Linked DNA regions of Homo sapiens: region 1 is linked to region 2. Evidence: read pairs that join two places in POLR2A ChIA-PET (ENCODE). Cell type or tissue: PC-3. All regions are shown on one strand. Links, peaks and the distances in the headings refer to the core of each region. The heading gives the core; the rest is flanking DNA.

What was found. Peaks named below come from ENCODE experiments on the same cell type or tissue, not always from the same donor. Only the 100,000 strongest peaks of a DNase experiment are listed, where the experiment ranks them.
Region 1: POLR2A ChIA-PET joins it to region 2 with 22 read pairs; 2 of 35 experiments call an interaction of 5 or more read pairs at or near these places.

What each region holds. Positions count from the first base shown.
Region 1 is chr2:190,661,331-190,670,042 of GRCh38, reverse strand. All of the region lies in intron 4 of NAB1 (NGFI-A binding protein 1), which reads right to left. Among named protein-coding and RNA genes, the nearest start is that of NAB1, 17 kb to the right of the region's middle. In PC-3, for the core only: no CTCF peak of the experiment used is centred there; a DNase peak (open chromatin) is centred at 922; H3K27ac peaks cover 1,077 bases.
Region 2 is chr2:189,832,333-189,840,332 of GRCh38, reverse strand. All of the region lies in intron 5 of PMS1 (PMS1 homolog 1, mismatch repair system component), which reads right to left. Among named protein-coding and RNA genes, the nearest start is that of PMS1, 52 kb to the right of the region's middle. In PC-3, for the core only: no CTCF peak of the experiment used is centred there; a DNase peak (open chromatin) is centred at 3,482; H3K4me3 peaks cover 719 bases; H3K27ac peaks cover 1,674 bases.

The sequences.
Region 1 (8,712 bases), core at 443-8,442, 830 kb before region 2:
AAATAAAAAGTAAAAAATATTCTGCAACTCGCTTATAAAAAAACCCAAAATATTAGAATACAGGATTTGCTGACACCATTTCTCTAACCAAAAATGAATGTAGATGGTCTGACAGATTTTTTATGAACTGACATGAAAATTCTTAAAAAGGAATCAAGACCATATGATTTTAAACATTTATCAAATCACTTAGTAAAAAACAGAGTTATCATATACTAGGGCTATATTGGAAAATCAAGGTGTTGGACTAATCTCTAAGATCCATCTAATTCTACCACCCTTTCATAATTCAGTAATTATTAAATATTGCCAATATAGAGTTGCTAGTTGACCAAACACTTTGTACTAAAATTTTGTTACCCTAAACACAAAATCTGTAATTGTTTAACAAACTAGAAATTTTTTCACATAATTTTGTCAATAGATATAGGAAACTGTCAAGAGGTATATCAGACTTTTTTAATATGCAAAAGATGTACTTAGCCAAGGCATGATGATTAGCAAAAAGAAAATGGGACGTGATGGCAGACAGACCTGAGGAGAGTCCTGCTTCATCATTTACCAGCTGTGACTCTGGACATGCAAAACTTTTGAGAGGCTTGGTACTTGGTATTCTGAGAGGCAAAATGGGATAATATCACTATCCCAAAAGGCTCTAACAAGATGTAGATGAGGAGACACACCTGGCATAAGGTTGTGGTTAGTGTTAATTCTTGTTTTCTTTTCATAAGAAATCAGGTACGGCAGTACCCCCTTACCCACAGTTTTGCTGTCTGAGGTTTCAGTTACCTGTGGTCAACTGGGACCCAAAAATATTAAATGAAAAATTATACAAATAAACAATTCATAAGTTTTAAACTGTGTGCCATCTCACTCTGTCTCATCCAAGTGATGAATCATCCCTTTGTCCAGTGTATCTACACTGTCTATACTCCTGGCTGTCAGTCACTTGGTGGCCATCTCAGTCAACAGATGGACTCTTCTGATATCTCAGTGCTCATATTCCAGTTACCCTTATTTGACTCAACAATGGCCCCAAAGTGCAAGAGCAGTAATGCTGGCATATTGTTCTAATTGTCCTACTTTATTATTATTAATAGTTATTGTTGTTAATCTCTTGCTGTGCCTAATTTATAAGTTAAACTTTATCATAGGTATGCATGTATAGGGACGAACAGTATATATAAGGTTTGGTACCATTTGCAGTTTCAGGCATCCAACTGGGGGTCTTGGAATGTGTCCCTCACAGATAAGAGGGGACTACTGTAGTCACCCTTTCTCCCTACCCAGGCATCTCATCTTTATTTAGAATAATTTTTCTTACTTAAAATTTTTGAAAACAAAAATAAATAGCATGCAATCATTCCATCCAGAATGACAATATTCTAATATACATTATTCCAATATTTCAGTGTACATATAAACATTAAGTATATATGTACATACAAATTTGTAATCTACTTTTTTCAGTTACATATGCTATATTTTTCATTTCTACCGATGTATTAAGGCAGAGACGTGGCTTGTTTACATTAGCATCTGGCATGGGCTGGAAGTTCAATATATATCTGTTGACTGACGAATGAATTGAAAAATCCTTTATAATATCACTTTTACTACCCACACATACAATATTCCATTGTAGAAAACAACCATATATTATTTAAACTACCTTCACTCTGGACATCAAACTACCTCCAGTTTTCCATAGACTATTTAAAAAAAAGCTGCATAAGAGATTCTTAAATGTGTACCTTTGCACACATATCCAATTATTTCTTTGCAATAAATTCCTACAAATAGACCAGTTAGGTCACAGGGTATACTAAAATTTTAAGAAATTTATACATTCCACCTAACTACCCTCAGAAAAGTTTCTCTAAATCATAATGCTGTCAATAATTACATGATGAGTCCATTTCCTACAATCTTGACCAACACTAGTTATTATCTTTTTAAAACTTTACCAATTTTATATTTCTAAAACAGCATTTGGTTGTAATTTGCATCCCTTTGACTATGAAACTAAAGGTTTTTCTTACATCTTTGACTCATTACAATGTTTCATGTTCTTAGAACTTCAGGAATTCTTTATTAACAGCATTAACTCTTCATCATATGTAATGGGATTTTTTTTTAAGTTTGTCATTAGCCATACAGTTTCTATGCCTTGGGTGACAGGCAAAGAAAATCTCTTCCTACTCTAATAATATATAAATGTTCCATAATTTAGTCTAATCGTTTTACTTTTCCCACCTAAGTATTTAAACCATCTAGAATGTGTTATGGTACATGGTATGATATAGATATTTAACATCCTCCTCCCCAAATTTATAACTGTAATTTATATTAATTTGTTCTGAGACAATTAATTTGGCCACTGACAGCAAGTTATAATAATAAACCCAGGTCTCCTATTTTAAACCCATAGCTGAATATGAAAGCATAATTGAAGGAAGAATTTATTTTCAGCCTTCTCCACTCCTCCTAAAGAGTCATCAATAGATAAATTCCTCCCCTAAGTGCCTTTGAAAGGCACAATGTTATTGGAGTTAAAAGTGAAATGTATACTTTAAATAATGATATTCAAAATAAATCAGTTTCAGCATGGCAGTAGCTAAATGACCTTGAAGAGGATTCTCAAATAGCTTTTTATGTAGCGATTTATTTTTCATATTAATAAATCTAAATTACTAAGGAAACCTCTGATTTTCAGTAAGATGTTTTAACTGACAACATTTCAGAGGTACTAGCTTATGCACAAACACAGAAAATAACTTTTCAACATAAACTGAAAACAATATTCTAGTATTCCTTCTCTTACCTTTCCAGAAACCAAGAAAAATAAACATAATGCATTCATTGTCACTGAATTCAGGCTCCCACAAACCAAAAAAGTAGACTAAACTCCAGGCCCTCAGGGAACCTGGTAAAAAACTGAGGCTGGAGAAGTAACTCTAGCTCACCCCCAAGTTGTAATAAAAAGCTGATTCATGAAGCCTCTCCCTTAAAAACACGTGTTCTGTCAGAGTTACCTAGATTTCATGCTCCCTAGCTGCTAATAATGAACACATCAATAACTATCATGATATAATTACAAAAGAAAAATGAAAATATTCCCAAGCAGTTGGGAAAATATGAAAATATTCCCGTCACTTGCAGCAGCACTGTTAGCTTTTTCTGAATGCCAATACTCTAATTTTGTTAAAAGGATAAAGTAACAAGATATTCTCCCTTACTGGTTTACTTATTTCCTCCATTTCCTCTTTTTGTGGCCCAAAATACCAAAATTCCACCATATCTTTATGTGAAAGATTTCTTAAAGTTCGCTTCCTTTTTCTTTTTTTTTTGAGATGGAGTCTCACTCTGTCTCCCAGGCTGGAATGCAGTGGCGCAACCTCAGCGCCCCGGGTTCAAGCGATTCTCCTGTCTCAGCCTCCCAAGTTACTGGGACTACAGGCATGTGCCACCATGCCCAGCCAATTTTTTTGTATTTTTAGTACAGACGGGGTTTCATCATGTTGGCCAGGCTGGTCTCGAACTCCTGACCTCAAGCAATCCACCCACCTTGGCCTCCCAAAGTGCTGGGATTACAGGCGTGAGCCACCATGCCCGGCCTCTTAAAGTTAGCTATCTTTTATAACCGGACTTAAAAACTGGACTTACTACAGTTATCTTTATCCTTAAGAAGAGTGGTTTACTGATTCCTAAAAAAACTTTCTTTACAGGTTGTTAAAATTATAATCTCCAACAATTAAATGATTGTGACTTTAAGTACTGTTGGCACAAAAACACTGTGAACAACTGTGTGATAGGGAGGCTCAAAAGGCAATCAGGACTTTCATTTCCAGCACTGGGAGGGCTAGGTACCATTACTGGCCCCTCTCAGAAAAAAAAAACTAAAAATGTTAAATAAAATAGGGAGGGGATCATCTTTTAAATGCTCAATGAGCTGATGAGAATAAGGACATTGAGGCCAAAATTAATGAGTACAGTACCTCAAAGAAGTTTAAGTTAGGGACAGTCGCTAAACTTGATGAGCTTGAGTTTCAATCTTCATGGCCTCATGGGGTTGAGGAGAATGGGAAGGAAAAAAGAGGCAAAGCCCACAGCCCATCAGAATTGAAGAGTCTAAGATGCCTCCTCCATAAAGCTGAAACCTCACCACACACACCCAATGTAAGGCTGAATTAGAAATACGTCTGTACCCCCAGGAGAATGCAAAGAAAATTATCTGTCTTGAACCCTAGTAATGACTGGGAGAGAACAGAAGATACTCTCTTAAGATTTCATAACCCCCAATCAACCATAATTCACACTAAGTGGGCTGAGAATTTATTTTCATAGGGTCTTAGATTTGTAATGTCCCCAGATGCCCAGTAAAAAGAAAAAGCAAATAACCTCTAGGGAATTCACTTTCTTCCCGGGACTCCAAATGTTCTCACAGTTAAAGTTCCAAGAAATATGAATTCACATAAATCATAAAACATCAAAAGAAACAAGGCAACAAAAGTGAACACTAGTAGAAACAACAGACAGCAAAATCAGACCCTCAAAGACTTCATTTGAAGAAACAAAGGGATTTGAAAATACGACTAAAAAGCAGTACAGTAAAAATAACCACGAAACTTGAGAATCAGGAGAGGAGAATTGGACAGAAACAAGATTTTAAAAGTACACAATAAATAGCAGAATAACCACTAACTTTTTTTTTTTTTTTGAGATGGAGTCTTGCTCTGTCGCCCAGGCTGGAGTGCAGTGGCATGATCTTGGCTCACTGCAAGCTCCGCCTCCCAGGTTCACGCCATTCTCCTGCCTCAGCCTCCCGAGTAGCTAGGACTACAGGTGCCCGCCACCACGCCCCGCTAATTTACACAAAGGTATCTTTAATTACTAAGGGAAAACCACTAACATTATAGAATTTAATACCCCAAATAAATAGTAATTAAAAATGAGGGCAAAATAAAGATATTTTCCAGTAGGTAGGGAAGGACAGAGTTTGCCACCAGTAGGCCTTCATTAAGAAAATCCTAAAAGAGCTTTCGATAGAAGGAAGCTAATCCCAGATGATAAATCTGTACAGAAAGTATATCAGGGCTAGAGGGGAGATACAAATAAAATAATGGAAAAAAATCCAAAATATTAGTCATATAATAAATGTACATGGACCAAATATTCCAGTTAAAAAACAAAGCATGTCTGACTGGGTTCTTTAAAATCCAACTGATCAGTATTTATAAAAGATATATATAAAACATGGATTCAGAAAGGCTGAAAATAAAAGGATGATATAAAGATATAATAAGGAATAGACCAGGTGTGGTGGCTCACGTCTGTAATCCCAACACTTGGGGAGGCTGAAGCAGATAGATCGCTTGAGCCCAGGAGTTTGAGACCAGCCTGGGCAACGTGGAAACCCTGTCCCTACAAAAAAAAAAAAAAAAAAAAAAAAAAAAGGAAAGAAGAAAGAAAGAGAGGAAGAAAGGAAGGAAGGAAGGAAGGAAGGAAGGAAGGAAAAAAGAAAAGAAAGAAATTAGCTAGGTGTGGTGGCACATGCCTGTGGTCCCAGCTACCCAGGAGGCTGAGTGGGAGAATCACCTAAGCCTGGGAGGTCGAGGATACAGTAAGCTGTGATCTCACCACTGCATTCCAGCTAGGGTGACAAAGTGAACCCTGTCTCCAAAAAAAAAAAAGATATAAAGATGTAATAGGCAATGACTAACAAAAAGAGAGCTCATGTATTTATATCAACATTAAAGAAAATAGCTTTCTAAAGCAAAATACATTATTAAAGGTTAATAAGATTACTGCGTAATACAAAGAGAAACAGACAACACTACAATCAGTAAAATTTTAGTACACAACTCTTTTTACTGACAGAGCAAGCAGACAAAATAATAGTTAAGAATATAAGATTTGAATGACAGAATTAATAAGCTTGTTAGAACAGACACATATAGAACACTCTACTAACAACTGCTTAAGATATCGTTTCCAAACGTAAAAAACACAGACCACAAAATGAATCATAACTAAACTCTCAACAAATTTTAAAGGGTTGGCATCACACAAACCATGTTCTCTTGCCCTCAATGTAATTAAGTCAGAAATCATTAGGAAAAATAAGGAAAAAAAATTACTCATATTTGGAAATAAAGAAACACTTTTAAATAACACATGGTCAGAAATCATAAAAATAATTAAAATTGAAAAATAATAAAATAACCTCATAACAAAACTTTGGGAATAACACTGAATCAATACATAGTGAAAATTTATACTTTAATTGCTCATATTAGAAAAAGAATGACTAAAAATTAATGAACTAAGCACCCAAATTAAGTTAGATAAGAACAATAAAATAACTAAGAGAGGAGACAAATATATACACGTGTACAGCACAAGCAAGAATAGCAACTAAGCCCAGAGTGGCTTCTTCAAAAAGATCAGAGGTTGGCAAGCTTTTTCTGTAAAAGGCCAGAGAGTAAATATTTTAGGCTTTACGGGCCAAACAGCCTGTGTCACAACTACTTAACTCACCATTGTAGCTCAAAATCAGCCACAAACAGTACATAAATAAATAGGCCCAGCTGTGTGCCAATAAAAATTTATTTATAAAAACAGGAGGTGAGTGAGACTGGGCACACAGACCCTAGTTTGCAGATCTCTAAAAAAGAATAAAATTGGCAAACCTTTGGCAAGGTTGGTCAGGAGCTAAGGAGAGATAAGTGTACAATCAATATTAGGTCAATATTAGGTCTTAAAAAACTATAAATAACTTTACGCCACTAAGTTTGAAAACTCAGATGAAATGGATATTCTTAGAAAAATGTAACTTACCAAAATTGACTCAAGAAATAGACTACCATAATTCATTTTTAAAAATCATCAGAAGGAAAAGTCCAGCATTTCAAGTGTTAGATGCTGAAATCTATGAATTCTGAGATTGAGAGTTCAGAATAAAACAAGCTAACTTAATAATGTGACCACGTTTATGCGGTTCTCAGATTCAGCATTCCTCCTCTCTCAAAGGTGAAATTGCTGGCCTCCTCTGAAACACTCAGCCTTGACTTCTCAGCACTATAATGGAAACTGACCTAAGCTTGGCATCACTGTTTATTCTATAGGCCTGGGTCCTTATCTTGGTAACCTGCTCAGCACCCCAATTCCTGCAGAGTTTCTTCTGCTCAGCTTACAGTTACCCGCTGACTACATTCTCCTCTTCTCCTTCCTATCTTTCTAGAGCTCTTTGACTGGAAGCTGCTATCTGCTGACAAATATTCTGTAATGCCAAATTATCTACCTGCTTACATTTCTGAGTATTACAAGTTTCTACATTCTCTATTGCCTTGCTGTTCCCAAGTTTTAGTTGCTCTCTCCTCATCCATTCACTGATTTAACATTAGGGGTACACTGCTTGCCTAGTTTACCACCTACTATCTATTAACACCCCTTATGATAGATGCAACATTGCCTGCTGGCTTTTTTCTGATATCGCCTCTGGGTTTGTCCCTTGGCACCTGCCGAACACCAGCAAGGTGTGTGGTTCTAAGCTTCAGCCCTCACTCTCTTCACAATCTGACACCTATAAAACAGACTGTACTTAGCCAGGCTGTAGGACTATTGCTGATTCTTTAGCTTAAAAAAAAAAAAAAGAGGGGCTTAACAATAAGTCATTCCATAATTCTTTACGGTGTACATTTGGAAACAAATTATGTTATTATAAATATATAAACAAATATTTTCTTCTTCTTACAAGAAAAATAATCTTATGTACTTGAACAGTTGAAAAAAACTTACAGGTATAGATAGCTTCCTGAATTTCATCCACCAGTGACCTACATACAGCTCTATGTCTTGAAAGATTAAGAGAACAGTATCCACACAATTTATATGAAGAAAATCCTCAGAACAGTGAGATTAAGCCAACAATGAATTAAGAGTAAGTCATGTATTCCTTATGTGGAAATTGAGTACAAACTAGCAACATTCTTTAATCTCAGGAACTTAGAACTAAAAAAACTTCTGCTAATTTTAAATAATCAGGAGAAAAAATACAAAATTCTCATAATACCTAAAAGATATACCTAATAGTACCTTCTTTCAATTCCCCCAGGATTCTGTAATTTCTTCCAAGATCTTGGATAGTTACTAGTTTTAAGAAAGCTTCCTGATTCACAAACATTTATCCTAAACTATATTATTGGACCAGATTCACATACTGGAGTACAAGTAACAAGAAGGCCTAAGTTAAGTTTCAAAAACACAAGCCACAACTTCCAAAGCCCCCACCCCCACATTTCAGCCTACTGGCATTCATTTTGAGTATTTCCTTATTTTGTGAAATTCATGGTCTCATCACTTAAATATCATATGTACCTACTTATCTAAAGAGGCAAAGAGCCCCTTAGCAAAAGCTAAGTGTAAAATAATTCTTTTTACATTTTTTAAAAGTAGGGTATGATTTTTTTTTAAGTCAGGTTAACTAGGTTTGTTAATCTTTTAGAAATACTTTTACTTTGATAAAAAACACATGTATTTCGACTCAACTTTGTATTTCATCTGCTATGTTTTAAAAATTATAAGAAAACTAGGTTAAAGCATGAAACTAAAATTGCCAACACATTTTGCCTTTTGTTTTTCTACTAATGACAGCCATATAGCCCTTTTAGTGGATTCCTCTACTGGTTCAAAGGATACTCCCAAAATAGA
Region 2 (8,000 bases), core at 1-8,000:
GGCAAACACTAAGTTATAACCGATCCAGCTGTTTCTGCACCTCACTTTGGTTTTCTGTCCATCACTTTCATTTTTTTTTGTCCAGAAATAACATCTGACCATGCAGCAGCCCTGGACTTGCTCTGAAATTACTCTGGCTCTGGGGGCTGCCTGATTTGTAAACTGTTATTTGCTCAAATAAACACTGTTAAATTTAGTTTATCTAAAGTTTTTCTTTTAACAAGTATATGAAATCAAAGTATAAAAATAAATTGTATACAATTTTAAATATAAGGTATAGGTTCAATGTGTATATTGCATTTCTAAACAAAATTATGGTGTGTTTTGTTAATTACATTTCAAGGCCAATGAAGTAGACTATTTAAATTTGGAATTGCTCCAGGAAATGGGATGTAGAGTCACCATAAGCATATTTTAATCCCTTAATTTCGTCTCATACTATAACATATTTTGGTTAAATAAAAAATTTTAAAGTAACTAATTTTGAGTTTGTTCAACAAATACATATTGAGCATCAATTTTGTTCCAGATTCCATACTAAAATCTGGGAATATAAAGATAAAAGGACAAGGTCCCAGCTCTAAAGGAGCTAAAAATATAAAAAGAAAGCAAAATCTTAAAATAATTATAATACATTATAAAAACTACTATTACATAGCACAGTGGGAGCATCATAGAAGAAACCTAAGTCAGTTGCACAGAGAAGCCACAAGTACAATCAGACTTGACAGGAGTTTGTCTCTAAGACAAATCACAAGAAGTGCATTCCTGACAAATAGGATAGTACATGCCAAATCATGAACATATAGAGAGAATGCCTTGCTAGAGATGAAACTAGACAGATAGGGGCTAAATCACGAATGACCTGGCACATCGTGCAAAGGGGTTTATAGTTTCCCTTACGTGCAATGTAGAGTCACTGGATAAATCTAATTGGGAAAATACCATGATCAGAGATAGATATTAGAAAAAGATCTTTGGCAAGAATGACTTAGTGAGAACTGAAACTATAGCAATATGATTTTTATAAAATGTGATCATAGGCCAGGTGTGGTGGCTCGTGCCTGTAATCCCAGCACTTTGGGAGGCCAAGGCGGGTGGATCACTTGAGGTCAGGAGTTCAAGACCAGCTGGCCAGCATGGTGAAACCCCATCTCTACTAAAAACAAAAAAATTATCCAGGCATGGTGGCGGGCACCCATAATCCTAGCTACTTGGGAGGCTAAGGCATGAGAATCACTTGAACCCAGGAGATGGAGGTTGCAGTGAGCTGAGATCGCGCTACTGCACTCCAATGTGGGCAACAGAGAGAGAGACTCTGTCTCAAAAAAAGAAAAAAAAAAGTGATTGTATTCCTCCAACTCAGAGACTCTCAGCTTTTACGAAAGACATGCAAAACTGAAAGTTCACATTCAAAAAATATTCCGATAGGTGACCTGAGGACTATGTGTAATTAATTCCTAATATACTAGCTATCATGCTACAGCTTTCTCTTCCTCTTGCAAAAGTTCGGTGGAATGCAAGTCAGTGAAACTGATGTTGACAGGATTATTCCCTTAGGTTTTTTTCGTTTGCTTTTTAAGATAAACCATTTGCAAACTTTGGTACTTTACTAGTATTAATATACTGCGGCTGAGAATTACTGGGCTGTGTTAACAGAACCAACACTCTGGTAGGAGGAAAAGAGAAAACGGACAGACTAAAGGGTACGAAATGGGCTTGATGACTGACTCCATGTGGAGAGGGAATAAAAAGAGAAGAATCAAGAATGCCTCCCAGATTTCTGACCTGGGAAACTGGAATGGTGGTAGTAACACTCAACAAGATAAGAAACTCAGAAGAGCAGGATTGGTGGCAGGAAGATGATGAGTTCAGCTTGTTCAGTGTTGAGTGTTGAGTCTCTGGTACCAAGAACAGTACCAGACACCTAGTAAGGCCCACTAAATACTAAATACTTTCGTTAAAGGAATGAGCAAATAAACACATTTTTTTTTCCCTAGGGAAAAGTAACCCCAGTAGAGTTGAAAACTAGCTCTTTGTTTTCAGAGATAAGGCTGCTAGTTGTCACACCACCATACCTGTTAAAATTACACTTTTTGTCTACTACTTGACCTAAGGAAATCCAAACCAATCTTTGCTTTTCTTTCCTCTTAACATAACAGTTTAAGGTATAATTCATATACTCTACAATTCACCCACTTTAGATTTATAATTCAATGGTTTTTATTATTCACAGAGCTGTGCAACCAACAGCATGATTTAATCTTTGAACAATTTTATCAGTCCAAAAAGAAAACCTATATCCATCATCAGTGACTCCTATCCCTTTTCAATCACTAATCTATCTTCTCTCTATATAAAATTTGCCCACTTAGGATGTTTCATATAAATGGAATCATACAATATATGGTCTTTGATTGGATTCTTTCACTTAGCATAACCTTTTCAAGTTTATTTATATCAGTACTTCATTCCTTTTAAATGGCTGAATAATATTCCATTGTAGATAATACATTTGAATTATCCTTTTATGAGTTAATGAGCATTTGAGTTGTTTCTACTTTTTGGCTATTATAACTGATGCTGCCATAAACATGCATGTTCATGTTTTTATGTTGGCATATGTTTTCATTTCTCTTGGGTATAGATCTATGAGTGGAACTGCTGGGCCACATGGTAGCTCCATGTTTTTTGAAGAACTGCCAGACTGTAATCTTTGCGTGCACATGCACTCTGGAAAGGCAAACTACTGGCTTCTGCTATTATGGCTCTAGTTTTAAGCCAGCCAACAGCTAATAATTTAAGGAACAATGTTCAAAATTAAAGGAAGTAAATAAGGTTCTGAATAATCTGCAATTACAGGAAATGAAATGTCCCCTGCTTCATACTTTCCACATCAGAAGTTCCTTATGACAAAGAATAGCTGAACCATAAAAACTTATTCACAAGGCTAAGGTGGGAGGATCACTTGAGGTCCGGAGTTCAATACCAGACTGGGCAACATAGTGTGACCCTGTTTCTATAAAAAAAAAATAAAAAATTAGCTGGGCATGGTGGCACATGCCTGTAGTCCCAGCTACTCAGGAGGCTGAGGTGGGAGTGGCTCACCCTGCACTCCAGCTTGGGTGACAGAGCAAGACCCCCTCCCTAAAAAGAAAAAAAAAAAAACACCAAACTTATTCACAAAAAGTGTACCTCTTTAAAGGAATGCTAACTCTCTGATATTGACATTTTTAAAATAAAGCATTCAAGGAAATATTTCAAAAAACTAATGTTTTAAAATTCCTGCACTGAATATAGCTAAAAAGCCTGCAGTGTTACTAATGTAAACATCATCTTGTTTATTTTAGTTTATATTAGATGCCTTAGATACAGATATAAATCTTAGCTGCTGATTAATGCAAGGATGCTATTTCACTGCCTGACCTGCTGAATAGTTAGTATACACAACCGTAAAAAGATCACTTCAGGAAATCGGTCCTAGAAAAAGCTGTGAAACATGAGAACTATGCAATGTGATTTCACTTTAAAGTAAACATGCTAGGAGTCTGGGAGCATTATTTCACACTAGGCAATTTTTATTGCATCAGATCGAGGGGCTAATTTAAGAGCATTTTCTAAACTAGTTACACTTGGGCTAGCAATAAATAATAGCGGTCTGCCAACAAGTAAAATCTTCTCATTGGGCAACTAAGATTCATTTTCAAAACAGGACCCATCACTAAAAAACTAAACTATAAAATGTGATGAATAAGAACTGGGAATACTGGGAATCCAGAATACAGTATTCAGTTTGCTTTCTCTACCGTTTCATCAATTCTATGTTATTTTCAAAAACAGAGATTTTCTTTTCACTTCCTGAAGGTTTTTGTAAATCTTGCCCTTAGGCCGAAAGCTTAACATGTGCTAAAAATACACACAAACCTCCATATGTTTTCTATCTAGGTCACACAAAGTTGGAGCACCTGGATGTGCCAACTAAGAATCTGACTCTAGTCAGTATGATGACAGTGCAAAAACACCTCAAAAATATATTATTACATGCACACCATCTTAGGTTTGAAGTTAGCCAAATATATCTTGCCCCTAATTCCTACCTCACTGACATACGCTACTTGAAGAAAATGAAGTTAGATGAGAATACTCGATATTTAATTAGTAAACCTCAATTGTTTGTAAAGGCAATTTGTGATAAAGAGAAATGTAGGCTGCACACAGATGATGCATAGTTAAGTGAATAGTACAATGCTAAAACTGCTTGAGCAAAGTCAACTCCTTCTAAATAAAGAGGATATATTATTGGCCTAGACTGCAGCCAAAATTCTTGCAAATTGTAGGCACAGATGTACTAAGCTCATATTTGGATTTTTTTTTTTCCACCAAACAAGAAGCAGCACCAATGAATTTTTTTTTTTTTTTTTTTTTTGAGACAGGCTAGAGTACAGTGGTGTGATCATAGTTGACAGCAGCCTCAGCCTCCTGGACTCAAGGATTCTCCTGCCTCAGCCTCCCGATTAGCTGGGACTACAGGTGCACACTACCACGCCCAGCTAATTTTTTTGTACGTTTTGAAGAGAAAGGGTTTCACCATGTTGCTTAGGCTGGTCTTGAACTCCTGGACTCAAGCGATCCTCCCACCTTGGGCTCCCAAAGTGCTGGGATTACAGGTGTGAGCCACCATACCCAGGCAAATTTCTTAAGTACCATAAGTTTACTTCTAAGATCTTACAAGTTACTATAAATAGATCTATATCTATTATTATTTACTCCTGCGTATGTACTTGCACTGACTCTGACTCCAAAAAGTACAGAGGCACAAACACAATATTTAAAAGGTTGTTTTATTTCCCACATTGGCAACACAGGAACAATATGAGCCACAGCAGCTTACCACTAAGACACTGCTAAATGTTTTGAATTCAGTATAAAATTATAGATTATTCCATCACAGTATCAATACTACTGTTAAAAGAACAAACCACATTCTACTGACATAATAAACATTAATATGAATTGATTATTGCTAAGCAGCCTCAAACTTTCAAAAATGATTGTCTTGGTAAAATTTATGCAGTATAAATGAGTTCTAAAATCTCTTACACTTATTTAATTTTATATTCTTTTCTTGAAAGAGAACATGCATAATTATTTTTCCTGAAGGTTGCAAAGAAATTAATAGACATTTTACCTAAAGAAGGGGCAGTTTATAGGAGCTAGGCAGATGAAAGATAAAGAAAAGAATAATTTTTTCATTCTACCTTTTCATACATTTTTGGGTTTTCAACCATGTAAAGGTATGATCTTTTAAAAAATTAAATAATAAGCTGGGCATGTTGGTTCAGGCCTGTAATCCCAGCACTTTGGGAGGCTGAGGCAGGAGTTCAAGACCAGCCTGGGCAACACAGTGAGACCCTGTCTCTACAAAAAATTAAAAAATTAGCCAGTTATGGTGGCATGCACCTGTGTTCCTTGCTACTCAGAAGGCTGAGGTAGGAGGATCACTTGAGCCCACGAGTTTGAGGCTGAAGTGAGCTATGATCATGCCTCTGCACTCAAGCCTGGGCAACAGAGTGAGACCCTGTCTCTAAAAATAAAATGAAATAGAATAAAACATTAATAAAAATGTAAAGGTATAAAGTTAATCTCTGCATAACTTTCAAAGGGATATTGTTGAGACTCATTTCTTTGCAGTCTTTAAAAACAAGAAAGATTATTTCCAATTCGTAATCAAATCTTATTTACATCGGAAATATTTTTCTTGCCTAGACCCTCTTCTCCATTCCTTGTGTAACTTGCCAGACAACGAGATCATTTTCCACATTCTTAACAACAATTAAACATAATTTAGTCCATCCTCCAACTGCAATGAGAATTATCTTATTTTGTTAGTCTCCTACTGAAATGTCTCATTTAGTTCCCTCTTGGTCACTTCAACAAGAAGTACACATTCCCATGTAAGATACACAAGGTCCTTCAGAATCTGGCTCCAAGCAAGCTTCGTAGCCTCATCTCATTTCTTAGACAAGCTTTCTCTGACCTCTGATGACTCCCTGACATTGCACATGCTGTTCTCCCTGCTTTGAATACCTCTGCCCACATAGTCTTTCCGAAGAACCAGTCTTAAGGCCACTTCCTCTAATAATCCTTTTTGACTCTAATCAGATTTTAAACAATATTCACATCAATAACAATAGCAATTAACCTCTACTGAGTACTTATGGAGCAGGCGCTGTGCTGTGAATGCTCTCATTTAAAAACCTTACTCTGTAAGGTAGGTACTATTATTCCATTTTAAAGAGACAAAGAAATTGAAGCCTAGACACGTAATGTAAGCCAGTTAGTGACAATATGTAAGGTCAGAACTGGAAACTATGCTCCAGAGTCTATTTTATTGATATGTAGTTAAGTAAGTTCTTCCTAAGGATGAAAGGAAGATTGTGGTGGTCTCTGAAAGTTCTATAATTTTTTCCTCAAAAGTAAAAATCTTGAAGATCTAAAGCACTTCCTATAACAAATAAAGGAAAAAAGATTAATTAAGAATTATTCTCATCCATCAAGACAAGTCTCCCACATAGTGCTGCTACAGGTATGGTTTCTTCCAGCAGGGAAGTAGGGGGGGTTCAGGTTTTTAAAAATAATCATATCATTATAACATTTAAAGTTTATAAGCAAAGCCTAATGAAAAAGTATCAGTTGGTATATATGAAATATTTAATTACCCAAATGAAAATGAATTTACTTCTTTTTTGTTTTTGAGACAGTCTCACTCTGTCACCAGGCTGGAGTGCAATGGCGTGATCTCAGCTCACTGCAATCTCTGCCTCCCAGGTTTAAGTAATTCTCCTGCCTCAGCCTCCTGAGTAGCTGGGACTACAGGCGCGTGCCACCATGCCCAGTTAATTTTTGTATTTTTAGTAGAGACGGGGTTTCACCATGTTGGCCAGGATGGTCTCTTGACCTCATGATCCACCTGCCTCGGCCTCACAAAGTGCTGGGATTACAGGTGTGAGCCACTGCACCCGGCCATAAATTTACTTCTTATATTAACTATATTTAAATAACTAATGGAAAGCAAATTTTGTTTCTTATACTAGCCAGCTCAAGCTTTAACTTAAATATAGGTCACTGCAACTACGAGAAAAGGTCAACACTATTCTATGAGAAGCAAATCAACAGTAAGTTTACTCAAATTTCACACAGAAAAGGAAGAAGAAAAAGAAGTTAATGTGTGTTTTTAGACATTGGGGATGAATTTTAAAAACGTACCTTTTAGAACTCTCTTGGCCCACTTACCACATTAAAATGTGTAACATTCTGTTTTCAAGAACAAAGCTGGCAGAGGGAGATGGTTGGTCTTGACACTAGTAATAATATTCAGGAGCTGTTCAATACAGTAGTATCCATTTTGTATTTTATTATTTAAAATACATAATAAAATGATTTAGGAATAGGAGACTACTATTTAAGTAACAAATATTTCAATAACTGGCCTTCTAAAGTTCACTACCTACCTTTCAAACAGCACTAAAGTTAGGTAAATACGACAATATTTGAAGCTCTCTTCTCTGCCTCTATATTATCTGTACTTCTTAATACTGTTTAAAGAAAACGTGACCAGGTGTGGTGGCTCACACGGTCAGGAGATCAAGACCATCCTGGTTAATACAGTGAAACCCGGTCTCTACTAAAAATACAAAAAATTAGCTGGGCATGGTGGCACGCGCCTGTAGTCCCAGCTACCCGGGAGGCTGAGGCAGGAGAATCGCTTGAACCCAGGAGGCGGAGGTTGCAATAAGCCGAGATTGTGCCACTGCATTCCAGCCTGGGCGACAGAGTGAGACTCCATCTCAATAAAAAAAAAAGAAAACCCTTCTGGTCAGCCTTGCTGATAAGTTCTTCAGTCTTTGAACCCTGAGGCAATTGCTCATTTCTAACATATTTGACTTTACAGAAAAGGTTACTCACAAATCAAGCTGCTATTGCTTTGTAACAACATAGCA